Regions from separate parts of the Homo sapiens genome. Here all the other regions are linked to region 4. Evidence: read pairs that join two places in POLR2A ChIA-PET (ENCODE). Cell type or tissue: OCI-LY7. All regions are shown on one strand. Links, peaks and the distances in the headings refer to the core of each region. The heading gives the core; the rest is flanking DNA. Region 1 overlaps NPL (N-acetylneuraminate pyruvate lyase). Region 2 overlaps LAMC1 (laminin subunit gamma 1). Region 3 overlaps SMG7 (SMG7 nonsense mediated mRNA decay factor). Region 4 overlaps SHCBP1L (SHC binding and spindle associated 1 like).

Region 1 (5,857 bases), core at 858-5,857, 100 kb after region 4:
ACCTCCGCTTCCCGGGCTCAAGCGATTCTCCTGCCTCAGCCTCCTGAGTAGCTGGGACTACAGGCGTGCGCCACTACACCCAGCTAATTTTTGTATTTTTAGTAGAGATGGGTTTCACCATGTTGGTCAGGCTGGTCTCGATCTCGTGACCTCGTGATCTGCCTGCCTCGGCCTCCCAAAGTGCTGGTATTACAGGCATGAGCCACGGCACCCGGCCATGATATTCATTTCTAAGCTACTGGATGTTAACAGAGCTAAACTCAGACCTGGTCATTTTAAAATCATATTTCTCTTTATGTTCACAAAAGCTCACTCACCATCTTAAAAATCCTCTAAGCATTGACTTCACAAAAGCAAAAATAGAAAAATAGTTCTTTGTTTATTGGATACCCAAGAATTAATTTTAGAATTTAAATTTGGCTTTAGTATCAGTAAGTACGGATATCACATCCTCAGAACCAAAAACGAACAACTCATTTTCTTCTTTCAGGAAATTAAAAGCTACAAAGGCAAAAAGAGGGTTGAGGATATATGAATATAACAACTTTTAACTAGCTGACTAATTAAAGAGAGGATTAGCAAAGATAATTGAAGTCTACTTATAATTTCAAATTTCCATTTTGAAAAAGTTTTATTTTTAATTCAAAGAGATTAAAATAAGGAGCAAAACTGATATGAATTTCAAATACTCTTTCTCTGCCAATGATCAAAACAATTAGAGATGAAATGAAAACAAAATCTTAGGTAATTAACAGACTGGATAGTCAAGTTTAAAATCAGTAAGGGTTAACTGTCAATATACTTTGATATCAGAAAGCTTATATCAAGGTTTGTTAGAAGGGAGATTAAACAGTTGTTGATACATTACACAGAAAGAAAAGAGTAAAAGGAGGTATGGAGAGAAAGTTCTGAGTCCTTTGGGTCCTCCCCAAATCTTCTATCACTAAACAAAAGTCACTAGTTGCAAGTGTGACAGGATAATAACATTAGCCCCTGGGCTCACTGCAGAAAGGAAGTCAGCCTTCGATTTCAATAATTCAGGGTCCTGCGGGAGAGACAGTCTTCTCAGTGGAGGAAGGGGAAGTTTGTGGTGCCCAGAGGAAGAGTCCTTTGGTTCTTTGAAACTTTGAGTTTTGAGTTTTCTGTATAGAAAAAAGTGGAGACTTAAATTCATCTTTGGGGAAGACTTTTTCCTTTGTTATGAGAAAGCCGCCCTTTACTTAGTTATAGGAACTGAAACAAGTCCTCACCTGACCCAGTGTTTTTAAAGAGCGAAAAGTGGTGACATCGAAATGAATTCAAAAGCATCCATTCTAGAGTTAGACTGAGCAGCCAAATGAGCTGGTGTATTTTGAGTTGTATACAGTTGAGACATGTTACAGTTTGGTATTAAAGTGCCTGCCTAAATGCAGTAGCTCAGAGTTTTCCTAGATTCCAAATGAATATTTATTAAAATGAAGACATATTATAGTGGTTTAAAATTAGACAACTTTAAAATAGGATTAGGAACCAGAGACCGAGATAATGAGAGCTCCTAAAGACAGATGGAATTAATCAATTACAATTTTCCTCTTGATTCCATTTCATCCATATAAACAGAAATTTCTCCACAAAAAAATCTGTGAAATGAATGACTGAGAGTTGTGACTCCTAGAGTTTTTGCCCCTTCACAAAATAAGACTTTTTAAGGCTCACAAAAGGTACCTCAATGCTTATTGTGAGATTTCATTTGCTAGGAGAGTTTATTCAAGTTCATCTAAAATTCCCTGAGAAAAAAATGCACTATTTAAGGTAGATTATGTCTCAAGGTGCAAACCCTGATTTGATAGAGAGGCACTAGCTACCAGCTTCCAAGTTTCCATCCTTTAAATCAGTGAAAGAAAGGAAATCCAGGCTCTTCAGTTTAGCTTCAGCACTATCAGTAAACTCCCTGGAGGCTTTCTGCAGTGGAAGCCGGGGTGGGCCCATTGGAATCCCAGAGACCAGAGTCATGATGGCTTTGGTCTGTGACACTCCAAAACCTAGACGGGAAAAACAAATGAGGAAACATGACTGGTACCGTCTATCTCTCCACAAAAATCCCAAAGAAGGAGATCATATGCTAACAGCAACTACTACAACAGGGTAAGATTAAAACAAAAGATGGGAACATTTCTAGTCAATATGACAGATGAGCAATCATTCGAAATCCCTCTTCCTGCTTCAAACACAGAACGCTGGAAAATTTTAAAAGTTGATCACAGTAAAAGAAAACAAAGACTCAAGGTTAATCTTAAACCCAAGAAGGAGAAGCCAAAGGTGTCAGGAATAAAGAGGTCAGAAGGGTGAGGAGAAGCTGATGCCAAACAGCCCTTGAGGATAATCTGATTTAGGAATATACTATTGTTGATCAAAGGAGGTAGGACTTTATTGCCAGCATGAAATTTAGTTTAAGCTTATTTAGGAAGTCCCTAAGAAATGCAGTACTTAAGGTGGCTTATGACTCAACGCTGCTGTTTTCATGCTGGTGTTATACGGCTGGGATGGGAATGGAAAATGAAGCCTTAGATCTATGCATGGTGAGAAGCTGGAATTAAACTACCTATGTAAAACTGGTAGTCAGCCTTCTGTAAAAAGCAATAGAAAAAAACCCAGCCCACTGGTCTGGGGATAAAGAAGAAAGCTTGACTTCTACTAGGCTTGTGGATGGAAACAGATCTCATGAAAGAAATCTCAAGCCTGAGCCAAAGGTGAATGGTGGATCTCAATGTATGTCACACACTTAGTATAGGTACTATACTAAAAAATTAACCGAAAGACTGGTTAGAACTGGTGGAACTACAGTGTCCTAGCAGAGGCAAATGTAAACTCACTTGATAGGGCACCTTACAACCTAATGTTCAATGGGTTACCCAGAAAACAACAGTCTCTGAACATGAGCTCAAAGCTAAAAATTACAAAACCCATGAGGAAAAGCAGCAGCAGGAGAACCAGCACATTCAAAAATGACAAAACTTACATCCTGAGAGTAGATGACAGAAAATTCTGAAAGAGACTTCTCAGAGATAAAAGAAGGAATAGAAGCCATAGGCTAAGAGAAGTAAAGAACAGTAGAGTATAAAACAACAAGAAATACTGAAAAAAATATATATATTTAGGGAAATCAAACAGTAAAAACATAGCTAAAGAAAGAATTAGTGATTTTCAAGGTAGATCTAAGGAAATAATCCAGAATACAGCATAGAAAGATATGTTAAATGTTTTTTAAAATTGAGATACAGATTGAGAAAATCCAAAATACAACTAATAGACTTTCAGAATGAGAGATTTGAGTAAATGTAGTCAAAACATTCTTTACAGATAACAGAGAATTTTTTCAGAACTAAAGAAAGACAAAGCCTTCAGATTGGAGAGGCAAATGGAAGATCAGGTACACTGTTAATATGTAAAAAGCATAACTAATAATTATCCATCATAATCCCCAATCCCCATCTTCTAAAATGTCTGTAATTTGTTTTCTTAGCTGGCTATTGCGTTCAGATTCAAGATAGAAGAACTAACTTTCTTTTGCTAAGTTAACTTAGTTGCAGTAAAAACTGAGCATTGGGAGGGAAAATATTAGCATGATCGAATATACAGTAGGTCTCCCTTGTCTGCAGTTTCACTTTCCATGGTTTCAGTTACCTGTGGTCAACTGCAGTCCAAAAATAATAAGGTATTTTGAGAGACAGACAGAGAGACTGACCATAGTTATATAACTTTTATTGCAGTATATTGTTATAATTGTTCTATTTTATTATTAGTTACTGTTTATCTCTTACTATGCCTAATTTATAAATTAAACTTTACCATAGGTATGCATGTACAGGAAAAAACATAGTATATATAGGGTTTCGTATTATCTGCAATTTCAGGCATCCACTGGTCATCTTGGAACATATCCCCCTGAGATAAGGGGGGACTACTACACACATCAAGCTTTTAGTTTGTCTAAAATTTTAACAGTTCAATACCTATTTTAATGTATTTTAGGAACATAATAATTATCACACCAAACCCACAATTTTGTGAAACCATTGCTTAGAAAAATGGAACAATAATAGGTAGTTCATAGCACTGGCAGCACACAAATGTGCAAAAATCACGAAAGTGGAAAAACAAACAGAAACGTCCTTGAAGGAGTAAGAGAGTGGGTTGAGAACCCTGCAAGAATGAGGGGCATAACACAGAAGAGGTGCTTGGGGGAGAGGGAGGAGTTGTCAGAATTATGCAGGACTCTGACAGGGAGCAGGGAGGTCTACCAAAAATAAACTTAAAAATTTTCCTGCATTAACGCAGATTCAATTGGCCCAAGGGCCAATCTCTTGCAGAAGAGTGGATAGTGGCATTTGTCATTTGTTATAGAAGATTTAAGAGACTCTGGAGCGGTTTCTCTACTCAAATTCACTGTATTTCTCCCCACGACTGCTCCCCAATTTTACTTTGTCATATTATCCAAACCTCCATCCATTTAGGCTTACTTGTGTTAATAAACTCTGTTTAAATTGTAAATACTCTTGGGAGAGCTGTCAGTCATTCACAATTTAGTAAAATCTGTATTTAGACTGCCTTCCTCCAAGCACTTAGGCTGAAATCAACCTCAATGCAGTAGTAGAATTTTAATGAGCTGAAGCAAGTAAAGGGAGGGAGTGCTGATGGTTTAGGAGAGAAAGAATGGAAAATGGGGTAGGCATGTGCTAAAATGGAGAAGGTTGCCAAAGATTTTCCAACTAGGTTTACTTCACAGTTTTATATGGTTGGCCCCGAGGGTTAATAAGGGAAACAGAACTCTGCTTGCAACAGACCATTAAAAAGTGTTCTTGTTGAACCCTCAGAGAAAGTGATGGTATTCCATTTTCTTTACAGTCTCCAGCAGCAGACAAAGCAGAAGATGGGTGGCACTTACCTAGTTTGACAACAAAGTTGATAAATCTCTGGATACAAAACTAGAAAAGAACAACATATCTATAGTTAGTATTATTGAACTGTGTAAACAATGTAAATAATGTAGAAGTCAAATTACAGAAACCCTAAAAAGTCTGCACACCTTCATTTACTGAAGGTCTGTCAGAGTGGAGAAAAATAGCCAAGTGAAGATGGCTGGGATCCATCCAGGCTAAGGTAAGATCTTTTCATACATGTAGGCTTTACAAAATGGGCCCGTGCAGAAAAGAAGCTTCAATGATGGAATTCTACAAGAGAGTAAAGATGGGAATCACACCCCTTATCCATCTGGCTTACATAGGTAAACTTATCAGCTAGTGCAGTGGTTTTCAAACTCAGGTGCATATAAGCTCTGGGGCACCTTCCAGGATGCCTAAGGAGCACATGGCTAAGGCTAAGATTTATGGGAATCAATTTCTAGATCCTCAACTTCCATAAGTGCTGTTTTCTAAAATTGATCAGCATAAGAATCTGCATGAAATGGAGGTGCAGGTTGTTCTTTTCTGTTTCCCCTTGCACAGTCTTTTCTACTTTTGAAAAAAAATAAAGACAGCCTTCTATATCACTGCCTTGGGATACAAATCAAAATATCAGTATTGGTATTGATAAAGAGAGGGACAGTGATTCTTCTAATTAATAGGTAATAAGTCCTCTCAAAAATCAGAGGTTTTTCAATGATTTCCTTTCTACACTGCTACTCAGGTTTCAGCTGAAAATCATTAAAGCATTCTGTGATTTTGGCATATGACTCAAAAAATGTTCAAAGAACTGGGTGACACTGCTATAACAAAATTCCTTCCATTATTATCTAACTTACATGAACACAGTTTTGTAGCACTTACTTCTCTAAAAACAAAAATAGTATTGATGCTGAACCTCAACTTATCCTAGCATT
Region 2 (5,000 bases), core at 1-5,000, 120 kb before region 4:
CATTGCAACCTCCACCTCCCAGGTTCAAGCGATTCTCCTGCCTCAGCCTCCCAGGTACCTGAGATAACAGGCATGCACCACCAGACTCAGCTAATTTTGTATTTTTAGTAGAGACGGGGTTTCACCATGTTGGTCAGGCTGGTCTCGAACTCCTGACCTCATGTGATCCACCAGCCTCAGCCTCCCAAAGTGCTGGGATTACAGGCGTGAGCCACCGAGCCTGGCCCAGTGATTCTATCTTTAAGAATCTGAGAGGCCAGGCACGGTGGCTCACGCCTGTAATCCCAGCACTTTGGGAGGCCGAGGCGGGCAGATCACGAGGTCAGGAGATCGAGACCATCCTGGCTAACGTGGTGAAACCCCTTCTCTACTAAAAATACAAAAAAATTAGCCAGGCATGGTAGCGGGTGCCTGTAGTCCCAGCTACTTGGGAGGCTGAGGCAGGAGAATGGCGTGAACCTGGGAGGTGGCGCTTGCAGTGAGCCGAGATCACGCCACTGCATTCCAGCCTGGGCGAGAGTGAGACTCTGTCTCAAAAAAAAAAAAAAAAAAAAGAATCTGAGAAAACAAGCAGAAACATTGATAAAGTGAGGTAAATATATCAAAGAACTATTACAACAGTCACAATGTAGAAGTAATTTCTAATAAGAGATAGGGTTAAATAGAGACAACACTATCTTTCAAAAGATGACTAAACAACATAATAAAAGCTCACATGGAGAGTACACAATATAACCAACACCAACTTTGAAATCTGATTGATAAAGGTCAACTGGCAGATAACACTACCTTGAGTGGGAACGACATCTTTAGCACATAAGATTCTAAGTGTATTATGCAAGGAGACTGAATTTGAAAAAAATAATGCACGGAAACACATGTGAAATGGTATCTACTACAGATTTGATTTACTATTGATGCTGCCCAAACTATTCCTATTATGCCCAGTTTAAAAAATAAAGAACACAATTGACACAAAGGAAGAAAATCCAGAATGATTTTTTTTTTTTGTTTTAGTTTGGTGAGAATGGGAGAGTATGGTATTTAAGGAGATAAGAAAACAGACACTTTTGGCTTGGCATGGTGGCTCACGCCTGTCATCCCAGCACTCTCAGAGGCCAAGGCAGGTGGATCACTTGGGGTCAGGAGTTTCAGACCAGCCTGGCCAACATGGTGAAACCCCGTCTCTACTAAAATTACAAAAATGAGCTGGGCATGGTGGCACATGCCTGTAATCCCAGCTACACGGGAGGCTGAGGCAGGAGAATTGCTTGAACCCGGGAAGCGGAGGTTGCAGTGAGCTGAGATCACACCACTGCACTTCAGCCTGGGCGACAGAGCTAAACTCCGTCTCAAAAACAAAAAAAAAAAACAAAAAAACCTTAAATTCAAAATTGGAGAAAATAGTTACAAGAAAATAAATCAAGAATATGGTATTGACACAACCTCTGTAGATAAACTTAAAAAATTAGATTTCTTTTACCACAATTATACAATTTTTTAAAAAGACTTCTGCCACAACTTATTCTAATACTGTAATTACAATCAGACCAGTATTAAAGTCTTTCCATTTCTGTATGTCTTCTCTACACCTGGGGATGCTATAGATGGCATTTTACCAAGAAAAATATTAAGATGATTCTGCTGAGAACTATTTAAAGAGCAGTTGTATACAACAAATATGAAGATTTAGTAAGAAAACTTGGAGAATTTGCTCCAAATTTAGTTTCTTCTATAAGAGTGGGAAAGTAGACTAGAAATATCAGCAAACATTTCTGGAGTACACATTAGATGCAAAGAACTATATTAATAATAAAGACAGGAAGAAATTCAAGATGTAGTCCCTGCCATCATATCTCCAGTTGGTGAGACAATATATATACCACAATGTTAATACTAGGTAACAACTTGGCTAAGAATCTGAATAGGAGGAAGTGATACCTGGTATTTTCGAGAGGGCTTTGGCTTCCTGTGTACAACAGAGCGGAAGGGAGAGAGAATATAGGGGCAGAAGACTATTTAAAAGACACGTGTGAGGATGAGGTGCTGTAAAGTGAAGATTTTCAAGCCCAACAGACACTCATGTCCCCAATACTATAACAAATATTTTAAAATGCTTCTCCTTTACCATCCCAAAATAAAACTCATAAATTATATAATCTACAACATATATAACTTACAAGTGGGGTGGGTGGTGTACATGTGTGTAGCTCTAACTATAACATAAAGCAGAAGTTAAAAGGAAATACACGCCTTTTAATAGGTAATAGCTCAGGGATTACTATACTAGAATGTATAACAAAGCTATCAGACATTTGTACTTATTTATAACAAGTTTATACTTTTAAAAACAGAATTGGATGTCATTCTGTACAAGGCATACAGGAAATGAAAGGATAGAGCTATAGGTGGACACTGCAATAAAAATCATTGTTGGGAAACGTAGCACCAGCAGATTTACCTGTATGTTTTAAGATAAAGAGGACATTTTAACTAAGTAGGTATAACAGGTCAGAACAAATTACACTGAGGGACAATGACGTATCTCTGCCAACTTTATCAGCATGTTTCCTTGTAAAATGTTCACTTACTCTTAGTGATTTCATTGTTCCGTAAGAAGAAACAAGGTAGACACAGTAATAGCTATTCACATTTAGGAAAAGATGGTTGAAAGCAAATTTCAAAATTTCAGCTACTATCAACACTTTTATTTACATTTGATATTTTAGAAAAAAAGAGGCTAAGAATATACAAATTGGTACACAGATTCACTCTGATTGCTAGAAAAGCAGACTGATTTACATATGTGTTGTATGGGCAACTTGAATATCATGAGAGGCAGCGTTGGCAGAGATGGGGCCTTCCGAATTGGTGAACTAACTCTCGGTAAGCTAAAAAAATATTTATATACATGGTGGTTGTATTCATGGGAAATTACATATAATAAAGTTATGAAAAAAACTGTTTATGTGTAAAGACAAAGTTATGTTCTAGGCTCAGGTATTTATAATCAGGTTTTTTAATAGCACAAATGTCCCGTGAGAAATCCAAAAGTTAGGCAGGATTTGGGCAATTCTTTGTTGTATGGGACTGTCTCCCATCCCCTCCAATTCCCCACAATCCCCTCCTGTCCACTAAATACCCCTACGGGGACAGTACCACACTCATTTGAGAACTACTTCTGTAGTGTTTACAGACAAATTACACATGGGTCTATCTATCCCCAAAACTTAAAAGACTCATATCTATCACATTTTACAAGACAACATTTTAACAAGGTCCCATACATTCAACACTCTTTGTTCCAAGTCTTTTAAATGCAATCCTTTCTCAGATGATAAATAAGGTTTCAGAGGGCGTTAGACAGTTTTGAAGAGAAAGAGACAAAAGAGCTTAAAATGCATGATCCACAGAATTGATATAAAAATATAAAGACTGACCTAAAATATCTCAGAAGCTTGAGAAATTTATCACACTCTGTAATTGAGTGATTTAGTTATGAAGAACAAAACAAAACCCAAGTCCCTCTATCAATGCTTCCTTGAGTTACCACTGGTTCAGTTTGCTTTGTTTTTTAGGGAAATACATGTATTAATCAAATCTCCAGTGAATTTTATGAATAGAAATGTTTCCATTTTCCAGATTACCACTTATTGCATCAAACAGTATGAACAGCAACTAATTTGGTAGCTAATTTTACCAAAAAGGTGAATAATATCTGTATACTACCTAATTTGATATTTTAGAGCTATTTTAATTAACTGAAACCTGTACCCAAAACATTTCTTAAAATGGCCTTACAGCAAAAGAAGTTGAAAACTAAGCTGAAAGAAACTGTTAGTATCATACCTCTTTACAAAAAAAGTGAGGTAGCTTACAGAAATAAATATTATGCAACAGAATTAAGAATGGCCTTCATAATTATAAAAGAGATAAACTTTAAAACATATCTCACCTATCAAATTAGCAGAGCTTTATAAAGGCATAATATTTAAGGGGAATTTTTTTAAATGTATTCTGTATATTGTTCTAATCAACAGAGAAAAAAGTAAAAGAGTTAAGGCTTGGTAAGGAGAAACAAAACTGTCATTATTACAGATGATGACTACCTACATATAAACCCAATAGAAGCTAAAGACAAATTATTAGAATAAAACAATTAAGCAAGTGGTTATAAGGTCAACACACACAAAAAAAGTTTTATTTTTATATACCAGTGACAAAAGAGTTAGAAAGTGTAATTCAGAAAAAATTATAATAGCAATAAAAAATAAAATGTATCTAGGAATAAATCCATCAGGAAAAGAGCAAGGCTCATGAGGAGAAAACTATTAAATATTATTGGAGTTAAACAGAGAAGATATAAATTATACCATGTTCATGGAGAAAAAAATCAATAATAAAGATGTCAATTCAATCCAAATGGATACACAAACTCAATGCAACTTCAATCGAGATGCAAACAGCTTACTGAGGAACTTGACAACCTGATTCTAAATTTTACATGGATAAGCACAGGCCTAAACATAGCTAAGATATTTCTAAAATAGAAGAATAAGTTGGAAAGGAAATTGTCCTAGCAGATAAAGACAATGCACATGAATCGACTCCAGATAAACTTAAATGTAGAAAGGCAAAACTTCAGAAGATCCTTAAAAGAAAATATAAGGAAAGACTTCTTACATAAGACTCAAAAGGGCTAACAGAAAAAGTACCCACAAATGTGATCGCATTAAAATTAAGACATTTTGTTCAAAAGATATCACAGAAAAAATGTAAAAGACAAATTATACACTGGACACACTGGAAGATAAGGAAAACACATAACTGACAAAGGATTAGTATAAAGAATATATGAAGAATTCTACAAATCAATAAGGGAAAGAAAACATGATGAGACATTTTGCGGAGAGGAAATATGAAAGACCAATAAACACATGAAAAGATACTCTCCTTTATAAATAAAACCACTAAGATACAATTTTATACCACCAAATGAT
Region 3 (5,975 bases), core at 598-5,597, 550 kb before region 4:
TTTAAAAGATGCTGAAACATGGTCTCAACCATACTTAGTCTAGCTGCAGAGATAAGTCACATATAAAAAAAGAGATCATTACAAAATTAAGAAATTACAAGTACCAAATGACTAAGATACAGGAAATGCTACAAAGTTTAAAGAATGCAGAAATCACCAGAGTACACAAGGAAGTCTTCACAAAAGAAGGTGAAGTTTAAGCTAAGCTAGTACAGTGTGGCACTTCCCACATGGGAAATGACATGGGAAGAGAGATTTAAGCAGGAATGCATATGCCATGATTAGAAAACAATGAGATTACTCTGGCTAAGGCAGTTGGTTTCTATCAGGGAGTAAGAAGATATCATGAGGCAGAGGTAGGTGCAGGTCATTTTATGGAAGGCCAACAATACCAGATAAATGAGTTTAAGGAAGTGAAAGCCATATACAAATACTTTTTCAAGACTATTAATATAGAAGCAACGCAAAGATTAATTGGCAGGGGGACAGGTGGTAAAGAACCTGAAAAAGAACCAGAATTTGTTAAACACATGTAAACCTTTGTTAACACTGACAGCAATTTTAGGAGATCAATGTTCCGTTTTACAAATAAAGAAATCAAGACACAGAAATGTTAAGTTGTTAGCCCACACAGAAAGTAGCAGATGGTGCTTAAAGCCCCAGATCAATGCTTCCTTCTTGATGCTTGCAGGAAGAAATGCAGGTAAGGTAACAGTAGGAAGAATTTTTCAAAAGAATGGGCAATGTAATTAGAATCATGAAATCTTGATGCTAAACGCAACAGAGCTCAGAACACCCTGTAAAGCCTCTGTGTATATACCACTGCCAGTATGAACTATTTGGTAATTGAGTACTTACTTGTATGCCCAGTGAAACTACTTGAGGGCACAGTCTCTTTTTATCCCCAGGGACCTGGGATATAGCATGGCCCAAACTGAATGTTTATTGGTGGAATGGATAGAAGGACAGATACAAGAGAGGGGGACACACAGAGGAAGGAAAACAAAAGTGTGAGTTTGAGGGAAAGGAAAACAATCAGTAAATGAATTTGGCCACCGTGAGGTCTTTGGCACCTTTGGAAATGGTAATTTCAATAATGTACTCAGAAAAAAATGGACTGATAGCAAGGGATTAAGGAAAAGTAGATGGTAACTAAAGGAAAAACATAGGTTAGGGCAAACTTGAAACGCTTGGCCATAAAACAAAGGTAAAGAAGGACAGAACTTGAAAAGAAAAATCAGATCAGGAAGGCCTTTTAAAGGAAAATTGAGATTGGTTCACAGAAAGTAAGATCGGTAAAGGGAATAATTTAAAAGAAGAGAGCGACACAAGTGAAAAAAGATCCTGAAGGATGGTAAACATTAAAGAGTACAGTTAAAGGAAGGGATTCTGTAGGATCCTGCCTGACCAAATTCCTTTTCCCTTTTTGAGGCCTACAGCAGCCACCAAATCTTTGAACTACCACTTCCACATCACCACTTCTCTGTCCATAAACCTACCTTATCTAAGAAAAACTTAGATGTGGTCAGCATACTAATTAATGCAATGTATTAAGTGAGTGAATCAATTTTTAAAAAACTTATTTGGAATAAAGGAGCCATGAGTTGTTCTTCCCGCCTGAAATGGCAATTTGCCCAATATCCACTTATTAAAATCCCATCCATCTTTCAATGTACAAACCAAATCTCACCTCCTCAAAGACACCCTCTCCACCCCATCTCCACCTCTGTTGGAATAAACTTCTTGCCTATACTTACATAATACCTTTGACCTACTATTATAGCTACTTAAATGTCTTTCTTTTAATTTGCCAAAGGCATAACCCCGGTAATTGTGCTCTATACAATAAGTATTCAATAATTGCCAGTAAAAGAACACAGATTTAAGAAATTAAAATATGTACAAATGTTTATGGATAATGTCTGCCTATGGTAACTAGCCTATTACTACCTAAAAGAAAACTGAAAAGAAAATCCAATCTGTGGCTTAGAGGAGAAAACAAGAAAATGAACCCATGCAGTGCATATATATCTTTACTACATATATTTTCTAAATCAGTGGTTCTCAACTGGGGGTGAATTTACAATCCAGGGGACATCTGGCAATGTGTGGACATTTTTTATTGTCACGATTGCAAGGGAAGATACTGGCATTTAATGGATAGAGGCCAGGGATGCTGCTGAACGTCTTACAATGCTCAAGACAACCCACCACAACAAAGAACTATCTGGACCAAGTCGTCAATAAGTGCCAAGGTTGAGAAATCCTGTTGTAAATGAAACAGACAAGAAAAAAACCCAAAGCTGCCACATAGTCTACTTGAGATTCCTAAAATTTTCTTAGACAATTAGTAGAATCACCTCCTCTTTCCACTGACTAAAAACTGGGTCTAAGGGAGAGTAAAAACAATGTTCCTAAGCAGCTCCATTTACACACTAACAAAAAAAGAGCTGGTTACAAGCTGTCACTTACCATGTGACATACCTGCCAAAATTCCACTCTTATATTTCCTTGTAAATGCTTAGTTACAATTTCCCAGACAGCTGATAAGTCTATTCATAACAATACAGCAACTAAACTAAAATATGGCTTGACTGCAAAACTTTAATGGCAATATATAATGGCCATCTGCCAATATACCTACAAACAGATGAATAATCCACTATCTACAAGACGTATGCTTTATAATTTATTCTCTACACAAGATCAATTAAACTAACCCATCTAAACTTTCAGGCACTCATTCATGACACTAATACAAAAATTTGAAAGGCTAGCCGGAGGCAGGAAACAATTTTTCTCAAGTATAAAACACACCAGCCCTTTTAAAGTGTGAACCACTCTCCACCTCAAAACTGCCTCATGAAACTTGCAATACTAGTGGGTCCAGATCTTACTGTAACACATCCATTAAAAACAACAACATAAAACTCAGCAATTGCTTCTTCTACCATGAAGGCAGAAGACCACAGCTGTTAGAAAGCAAAGAAATGAAACCTAAGATAGGACAGGAAGTATACATTTTGAATCCAAATGAAACCACAAGGGAAGCAGAAATTAACTGCCAAAATAATTTAGTCAGACAATATCCAAGCAGGTAATAAGCTATTAACACTGTTATAACAAAGACTTATAAGCCTAAAGAGACAGTCATTCATTCAAAAAATGTCACCACCTTTGGCTGATATTCCGGGACAAAAGCTACTTTACATTCTGTAAAGCATGTACCTGGTGGAAAGGAAGGGGATGGGGCAGGTGAAGAAGACTTCGTGGACCACATGGACTAAAATCAGCATGTGCTCTAAGACTTCTAGAAGCTTCAGGATACAGTGACTATCTGATCTAGCATTACTAGACTCTTCTAGAACCTGGAGACCATCCTATTTATATATTCCTCCCAATGCTCCCACTATCTTCTCTGTTCCTCTCCCCAGGCTAGGATAAGGCTTAGCTTGCTACTTTATCCAGCCTTATCTCCACTATCTCTCTGTTTCAAGATTTATAGTGATACATTTTTATTTTATACCATATTGGATATTTTACTTCCTATTTAAATGACAACCATTTTTCTGCTGGCTTAGAAAACAACCCTGTGGCTGTTATATTAGTAACAAAACTTCTGACAAGTGAGCCACTGAGATGCAGCGTCTTCACTATACATGTATCATACAAAAAATATATGTATATATACACACATATGTGCATAGACACATATACATATATGTATACATACACACATACACACATGTATATATGCACACATATGCACACACATGTATATATGCATATATACACATGCACACACGTATATATGCATATATACACATATGCACACACGTATATATGCATATATACACATATGCACACACGTATATATGCATATATACACATATGCACACACGTATATATGCATATATACACATATGCACACACGTATATATGCATATATACACATATGCACACACGTATATATGCATATATACACATATGCACACACATGTATATATGCATATATACACATATGCACACACGTGTATATATGCATATATACACATATGCACACATGTATATATGTATATATACACATATGCACACATACACACACACACACACACACAAAACAAAACAGATACTTTCTGGACCTTTCCTGTAAAGGAGTCTAACAGTAGGAATCCACTTCAAGTGGATCTCACTGAAACACTCACAGCATAGGAAGAAATTAGAGACAAAAGAGAATAGTGAAGGAAGAAAAGGAGGAAAGTTGAAGGGAGCATAGAGTATGAACAGTGGCTCCCACAATGGCAGCAGAAGTCATTCGGTGGCACCTGTGCCACCTTTTATAACAGGATTTGACCTGTTTGACTGGTATTCCCTATAGCTATGATTATTCTACTTTCTCATCTTCCAAAACAACTTTGATGTCTTCTCTGTCTGGTACTTTAATACTTCCCCCACTCCTGCTTTTCCAACTTTGATATGTTAATTTCCACTTTTCTTTTTTTCAAAATGCCATTATTTTAAAGCATAATATTATACCTCACCTGCGGCCTATCCTAACCTTCTCCTACCCCCATCAAATGAATTGTATTCAATACACCCTTTCTTTTACTCAACAGAGGTGTCAAAGTCTTTTAAAATCTTTCATTCTGTCATAAATCAAAAGAGAAAATACTCTGAATTCTCCTTCAATTTGAGTAATAAATTCCCAATGTTATTCGGCCTAGAACCCTCATATTTAAGATCATATTTTTATTTTTATAAAACATAACAAAGTATTTTCAACTTAACTGATTCTCTTAGAAGTCTTGTCAGTGTATTAAAAAGATACTTACCTTTCAACAAACAAAAAATTTCATTATCCTTTCCTGCCCAGAATATCATCATCTTTCCCACATAGAAGATAGGTTTTCTTCCTTTCATCTCTGCTCTATTTTTATAACTTGAGACTAATTCAGTTCCCTTGATGTTGAATTCTCTCTTTATTGGTCTTACTGGGACTTCTTGCCTCCTATCTTCATTTCTGACCCTTCTGAAACAGCCATCTTGCTCCTTGGTTTCCCACCACCCCACCATTTCAATGCCAGACATCCCAGCTCATTTACTCTAACAAATTAAAATTCAGCCAAGACAAAACTAATTTTCATCTACATGAGGCAGGATCTGTAGCTATAGAGATTAAAAATTGCCCAGTCATGATCTTCCACCACTGACAAAGGTAGGCAAGAAAATTCTTCAAGTCAAGGTCACGAAAACAATTGCTACACCCCCCAACCACATCCATTCAGCAATACTCGGCATCCTCCCTGAAGTGTCTATAAAAACCAACAGTTCTATTTTCAAAGAACGTGAACATAATGCTTCCCTAAAGACATTCTCTAGTGTCCCCACTGCAGACTTTAAATGGAATGATTATCTAAAAGAGGAGGAGGGAAATTCAGACTGGCACAAGCCTTTATGATTCCCACAACCACCACCTAGGTCTCAGACTTCTAACACTTGTTTTAATTTACTTAGGACAAATGCCTAAGATTGAGACAAGACTGGCTCCAGGAATCTTTAAGGGACCCCAGGACCTATGCCTCCCCCATTTTGCCTGCTCAATTTTAGCTGAAAAATATCATTGTATTCATTTTTTTTCTCCCTTCTTCAAAGAACTAAGTTCATCTCAAACTATCATTGATTCCACATCTAAGGAAGTCTTCCCTACCATGTCAAGCTATAAAATATAAGGCACATTAACAAGAAGCCTCTCAAAGTCCACTGATCTTCCCCATTAAAAGTACCACCACTCTGCCAATTTGTTTTTCATAACTTTCTAGATCCACTGCCAGTACCTTATTCAGGACCAAAGTCCCAAAGGGAATCTTTTGTAAGGAAAAGAACCTTACAAAAAGGACCAATTTTGAAGTCTTCCCCTTTTCTAAGCAGTAGTCACTCCCCAATTAATGTCAGGCTCTAACAACCTTACTTTTCTC
Region 4 (5,975 bases), core at 473-5,472:
TGTCTTACTTTTGGAGCAGCTAATTAACTGGTATATAGCAAAAAAAAAAAGTGTATGAATGGTTCCCTGTTTCTCAAGATCAAGACCACTTGCTTAAATAGATATAAAAATGCTGAGTGGGTTTGATTTTGAAATGTTTAACGAAACTTTTGGAGGATACTGCTATATGTTTAAATTCAGTTTTTAATAACTTGCATAGAAAATTATTAGAAAGTTTCCTGAAATCATAAGTTTTACAAAAATATATAATAATTGAGATACAGCTCAAAAATATTGGTACTGGCCAGGCTCATGCCTGTAATCCTAGCACTTGGGGAGGCCAAGGTGGGAGGACTGCTTGAGGCCAGGAGTTCAAGACCAGCTTGGGCAATGTAATGAGACCCTGCCTCTTAAAAAAAAAAAAAAAAAAGCCAGGCAAGGTGGCACATGCCTGTAGTCCTAGCTACTGGGGAGGCTGAGGTGGGAGGATTGCTTGAGCCCAGGAGGTCAAGGCTGCAGTAAGCCATAATTGCACCACTGCACTCCAGGGTAAGACCCTGTCTTTAATAAAAAAAAAAAAAAAAAAAAAAAATACATATATATATATATATATATACACACACACACACACACACACACACACACACACACACACACACACACACATATACTCCAGGGCAAGACCCTGTCTTTAATAAAAAATATATATATATGTATATATGTGTATATATATATATATATATATATATATATATATATATATATATACACACACACTAAAGCCACATCCTCTTAGCATAAAGCACTAATCAAAGTGCAGCAGAGAATGCAAAAGATTACACTAAAGAGATTACTGGTAAATCCTTATCTATTGGAAAAAGAGTGTCCCTTTTGGCTGACAGTAATGATAAAAGCCAACAGTTATACTGAAACTTTTTATCTGACTTTCTGTTGGAGACACTTAAATGATAGAGATACGAACAGGAAACATAAAGAAAAGCAGGAAGAAGAGAAAGAACTAATTAGAAGTGCTGAATAGCAAACAATATAAAAACAACTAAGAGAGAAGCTGGAACAGTTCTGCTGGGAGACCAACAGCCAACTATTTTATGGAGATAATATCCTTTGAAACAAAACGATATATTAATTGAGCATAGTATCTAAAATTATGTATATTCGAAAATATTCTGATGCCTCCCTGTCACAGGCATAACCCATCTTTGTGTGAGTCTACAACTCAATGGATTATGAAAGTACACCCCGGAAATTTTTCTACTGTATTGGAAGGTTGAGGTAGCTGAGGCAATGGTTGCAGAGGGTTGCATGCAGATTTCCAGGTACTATCAATTAAAATGAAAATATTTTAGAGTTTAAGGATTTAAACATGCAGTGATCTAAAAGATCTGAATCATTACATTGCTCTCAAGTTGCTCATTGCTCTCAAGGAACTTATAATTGATGAAAACATTTCTCAAAGATGCTTAGTACCAAGTTTTTATTTACAAGTAAGGACAAGGTCAGTCTTTTTCATGTTAATTTAATTATAACTAAATATTTTCAACTATAGAGTTCATGGACCTTTCTTTCCAAGAATTCTGAGGCGTAGGAAAGGAAAAAGAGAATTTGGAAAGACTATAACACATATTGTAGCAAAAATGATGACTACTGAAATGGTAAGAAATAAACTATTCTTATTTGTTATTTAAGTATTAGCTGTGTATAATCGGAAAAGAAGCTCCCTGAGGGTGGAGTCCTTGTCTAATCATTAATGCCTTATTTTCTCAACTACCTCCAGCTCAGTTATTGCCATATAATAGATACTAAATAAATAAATGGTGACAACTATTTACTGAGTACTAACCTTGTAGCCAGGTACTATGTTAGTTGCTTGGTGAAGATGAGACATAAACGTGAGAAAGACTGCATTTAGGGGAGACAAAATGTTGATCCAGACCCACAGTCTTCCTTCTTCACACATTTGAAAATTTCAAGCATGGTGGAAATATGGACACAAGTATATAGGCAGTTACAATTATGACACAGAATGATAAATGCTATGATAAGGATATGTACCCGGTACATGTAGAATGGGTACATAAGACAGAATTAGGAGTCTGGAAATGCTGAATAGAAGAAATAACTCAGCTGAATCCTGAAGGATGAATATAAATTTATCCAGCTCAAGAACAAACAAATGTTCTGAGCCAAAGAGCAAATATTTTCATTTCACTTGACCTCTCAGTAGCGTTTCAAATCTCTCTCATTGAAATAATCTCTTTCCTTGTTTTATGTTAGTATACTTTCAAGGTTTTCATTCTTTCTAGTTACTTTTTTTCTCATGTCCTCTAAATGCTTGGTACTTGTCTTTTTTATGCACTATATTATCCCAAAGTGATTTAGCTAATCTTCTCCCATAACTTCACTTATATATACAGGTACTTTTCCAGAATGTATTTGCATAGCCCAAACTTTTGCTCTAAGCCCCAAACCTATGTGTCCAACTGCCTATTGCTTATGACCACTTAATTGTCTCACCAGTACATCAATTAATTGTCTGCAATTAATTTCATAATCTTATCCCATTGACTTGCTTTCATTCTGGAGTTCTCTGTTTCAATAAATGGTACCATCATCTACTTGGTTGCTAATAACAATTTTCTGGGAGTTATCTTGTTCATATTTCTCATCACTTTCATACACACTCACTTTTTTCCTTCACTCACCCTACATCCTGGGATAAGCTGTGTTGTTTCCTCTGCCTGCTGAGCCACTGTTCATCCTTCAGGTCTTGATTTAAATATTTCCACAGGAAAAGGCCTTCTCAACCTTTCATAATACATTAGACTGCTGTATACAATTATAGTACCTTGTATTTTTCCCTATTGACACTTTCCTTTATCATGACTACATTTAACACTTTTGTGGCTATTTAATGTCTGTCTCTTTCACTAGTATGTGAGCTTCTTGAGAGCAAAGAGTATTTACCACTCATCCAGTCACCTAGCATGATGCTTGGTACATGGTAGGTGCCCAGCAATTTTTGGTGAATGAATAAATTAGTGTATGTAACAAGAGAGGTTAGTATATATGAGGAACCGAAAGAAGGCCACCAAGGCTGGTGGTTAACATCTAAGAGAGTGATGAAAGATAAAGCTGGCATATTAGATAGTCTTGTCTGCTATTCTACCAATTTTTATTCTTTTCAACAAAATTTAATTTTCCTTTTAATTACTTATTGGAGCATATTATTCAATCATGTTGATTATTCCACTAACATCTTTATAAACACCTTTTAAAACATCTTTTTAAAAAGGTATAAATCTTGCTTTTATCCTCAGCTTTATTTTGTCATTTTTATTTTTACTTCTCCTTTTCACTTTTAAATAGGTCCTGGCTTTATTCACTTTCTTATATGACAGAAATTTCTATGATTTTTTTTGTTCAGTGCTTTGCAATTCTGTTTTCATTTGTGTAATTATACCTGAACTTTGGAGGCCAGAATAATTAGAGGGAGACTACTGTGAGGAGAAAGTATCATCAGCTTCCAGTTTACTTAGACCTTGGATTTTAGATTTACTTTTGAGGTTCATGAAATATAGCTTGATAGTAGTATAGCTGTGCATATAAGCTTTTTTTTTTTTTTTTTTTGAGACGGAGTCTCGCTCTGTCGCCCAGGCTGGAGTGCAGTGGCGTGATCTCGCCTCACTGCAAGCTCCGCCTCCCGGGTTCACGCCATTCTCCTGCCTCAGCCTCCCGAGTAGCTGGGACTACAGGCGCCCGCCACTACGCCCGGCTAATTTTTTGTATTTTTAGTAGAGACGGGGTTTCACCCCGTTAGCCAGGATGGTCTCGATCTCCTGACCTCGTGATCCGCCCTCCTCAGCCTCCCAAAGTGCTGGGATTACAGGCGTGAGCCACCGCGCCCGGCTGCTGTGCATGTAAGCTTTAACAATTTCCTCATCTTTGAAGATTCTTGACTGAGAATTCTTGCTCTATACCCACCCCTTAGACGCAGTTTATTCATGCCCATCATCTTATGTTGGTGATCTTTACAAGCAGTGCAGTGGAAAGGCATGGACTTTGTAGTTAGATACCCAATGTTCAAATACCCTGAGACCACTTAATAAACAATCTTAGGCAAAGCGCATAACCTCTAAGCCTCAATTTCCTTACTTGCAGAATGCTTTAAAAGGAGAGAGAGAGAGTATATATATATATATATATATATATATATATATATATATATATATATATATATATATATATATAGTGCTAGTTAAGAGCATGGGCTCTAAAGACAAATTGCCTGGATTCTTGGTTTTGCCACTTACTAGTTAGGTGATTTTCAACCAATTATTTAACCCATCTGTAGTTTAGTTTCTCATATGTAAAATTGGGATAATAATCCTATGTTTCATATTTATAGAGTTGCTGTAAAGATTAAATGAGTTTATATTTGTAATATGCTTAGAATAATGCCCAGCACATAGTAAATGCTCAATAAATGTTTACCACTTGTTTCAGTTTCTGAACTAAAGTTAAACATTAGTCATTCTCCCAGATCTAGGAGAAACAGTGGTATTCCCATTGTGTATCATAGGCCTTTATCCTCTTGTTGATCACAGGCTTTTCCTTCTTTCAATCTGGAGACGGTATAGTGTGATGTTGGAGAACATAGACTTTAAGATCATAAAAACCTGGATTTGATTCACAGTTTTGCTTCTTAATATTTCTATGAGATTAAACAAATTACATGGTTTCTCTTATTTCCTCATCTGTAAAAGAGAATAATGAAGTCTGTCCCATAGAGTGTTAGGCTTAAGTGAAATAATTTATATAAATCTTTTAGCAAAATGCCTAGCACATAAATAAATGTCAACTGATATTATTATTACTATTTTGCAGTTTATATCCCAATAATATAGCCATCATTTTTGCCAGATTTTTCCTGAAGTGCTACAGAAGGTGATAACCATGTCTGAAAATATACGAAGTACAAAGAAGAATTTAATCAGTTTTCTTCCATCTGTACTACTGATTCTGTTGCCATCTGCCTCCTCAGAGACAGTGTGCTCTCAGTTATTCCTTCTTTTTTTTGGTATCTTTTTTCCTTTCTTAAAAAACTTGAGGTGAAATTTACATAGCAAAATTAACTGTTTTAAAGTGATATTCATTGACATTTAGTAGGGTCACAATGCTGTGTACATCTGTCTGGTTCCTAACCATTTTCATTACCCAAAACCAGAACCCCATACCTCCATTTCCCCTTTCCCCCACCTCCTGACAACCAACAATCTGCTGTCTCTGTAGATTTATGATTCTGGATATTTCATATAAATGGAATCATAAAATATCTGACCTTTATGTCTGGCTTCTTTCATCTAGCATGATGTTTATAAGGTTCATCCACATTGTAGCATTTATCAGTACTTCATTCATTTTTCTGGCTGAATAATATCCTTTTGTATGTATATACAATGATCTGCTTATACATTCATCAGTTGGTGGATATCTGAGTTGTTTCTGCCTTTTGACTATTGGGGAAAGTGGGGCTGTGAACATCTGTGTGCAAGAGTTTGTCTGACTACTTGTTTTCGATTCTTTGGGGTATATACCAAAGACTAGAATTACTGGGTCATATGTGCAACTTTATGAGGAATTGCCAAACTGTTTTTCACAGGGGCTGAAACATTTCACATTGTCATCTGCAAAGTATTAGAGTTCCAATTTCTCCAGTCCTCACCAAAACTTTTATCTTTTTTTATTATTTATTTTTTCTCTTTCTTTTATTTTTAAAATTACAGTGATCCTAGCGAATGTGAAGTGGTATTTCATTGTAGTTTTGATTTTCATTTAACTAATGACTAATGATGTTGAAGATGCTGAACATCTTTCCATGGACTTGTTGGCCATTTGTGTATCTTCCTTGGAGTAACATCTATTAAATTCATATCCCATTTTGTAATTGGGTTGTTTGTCTTCTTGTTATTGACTAT

The links. Peaks named below come from ENCODE experiments on the same cell type or tissue, not always from the same donor. Only the 100,000 strongest peaks of a DNase experiment are listed, where the experiment ranks them.
Region 1: POLR2A ChIA-PET joins it to region 4 with 9 read pairs; 1 of 35 experiments calls an interaction of 5 or more read pairs at or near these places.
Region 2: POLR2A ChIA-PET joins it to region 4 with 5 read pairs; 2 of 35 experiments call an interaction of 5 or more read pairs at or near these places.
Region 3: POLR2A ChIA-PET joins it to region 4 with 5 read pairs; 1 of 35 experiments calls an interaction of 5 or more read pairs at or near these places.

Annotation. Positions count from the first base shown.
Region 1 is chr1:182,824,888-182,830,744 of GRCh38, reverse strand. NPL (N-acetylneuraminate pyruvate lyase) reads right to left here. Exons shown (of 13, transcript NM_030769.3): 12 at 4,925-4,964; 13 at 361-2,021. The coding sequence ends at 1,837. Among named protein-coding and RNA genes, the nearest start is that of DHX9, 12 kb to the left of the region's middle. RefSeq lists an enhancer at 1,023-1,172. In OCI-LY7, for the core only: no CTCF peak of the experiment used is centred there; a DNase peak (open chromatin) is centred at 1,254; H3K4me3 peaks cover 820 bases; H3K27ac peaks cover 717 bases.
Region 2 is chr1:183,045,836-183,050,835 of GRCh38, reverse strand. All of the region lies in intron 1 of LAMC1 (laminin subunit gamma 1), which reads right to left. Among named protein-coding and RNA genes, the nearest start is that of LAMC1, 25 kb to the right of the region's middle. In OCI-LY7, for the core only: no CTCF peak of the experiment used is centred there; a DNase peak (open chromatin) is centred at 1,965; H3K4me3 peaks cover 2,996 bases; H3K27ac peaks cover 3,243 bases.
Region 3 is chr1:183,475,542-183,481,516 of GRCh38, reverse strand. All of the region lies in intron 1 of SMG7 (SMG7 nonsense mediated mRNA decay factor), which reads right to left. Among named protein-coding and RNA genes, the nearest start is that of SMG7, 6.0 kb to the right of the region's middle. RefSeq lists an enhancer at 517-596. In OCI-LY7, for the core only: no CTCF peak of the experiment used is centred there; a DNase peak (open chromatin) is centred at 2,976; H3K4me3 peaks cover 4,897 bases; H3K27ac peaks cover 5,000 bases.
Region 4 is chr1:182,925,324-182,931,298 of GRCh38, reverse strand. It overlaps SHCBP1L (SHC binding and spindle associated 1 like), which reads left to right. Exons shown (of 10, transcript NM_030933.4): 6 at 1,547-1,652. Among named protein-coding and RNA genes, the nearest start is that of SHCBP1L, 25 kb to the left of the region's middle. In OCI-LY7, for the core only: no CTCF peak of the experiment used is centred there; a DNase peak (open chromatin) is centred at 3,058; H3K4me3 peaks cover 2,229 bases; H3K27ac peaks cover 2,241 bases.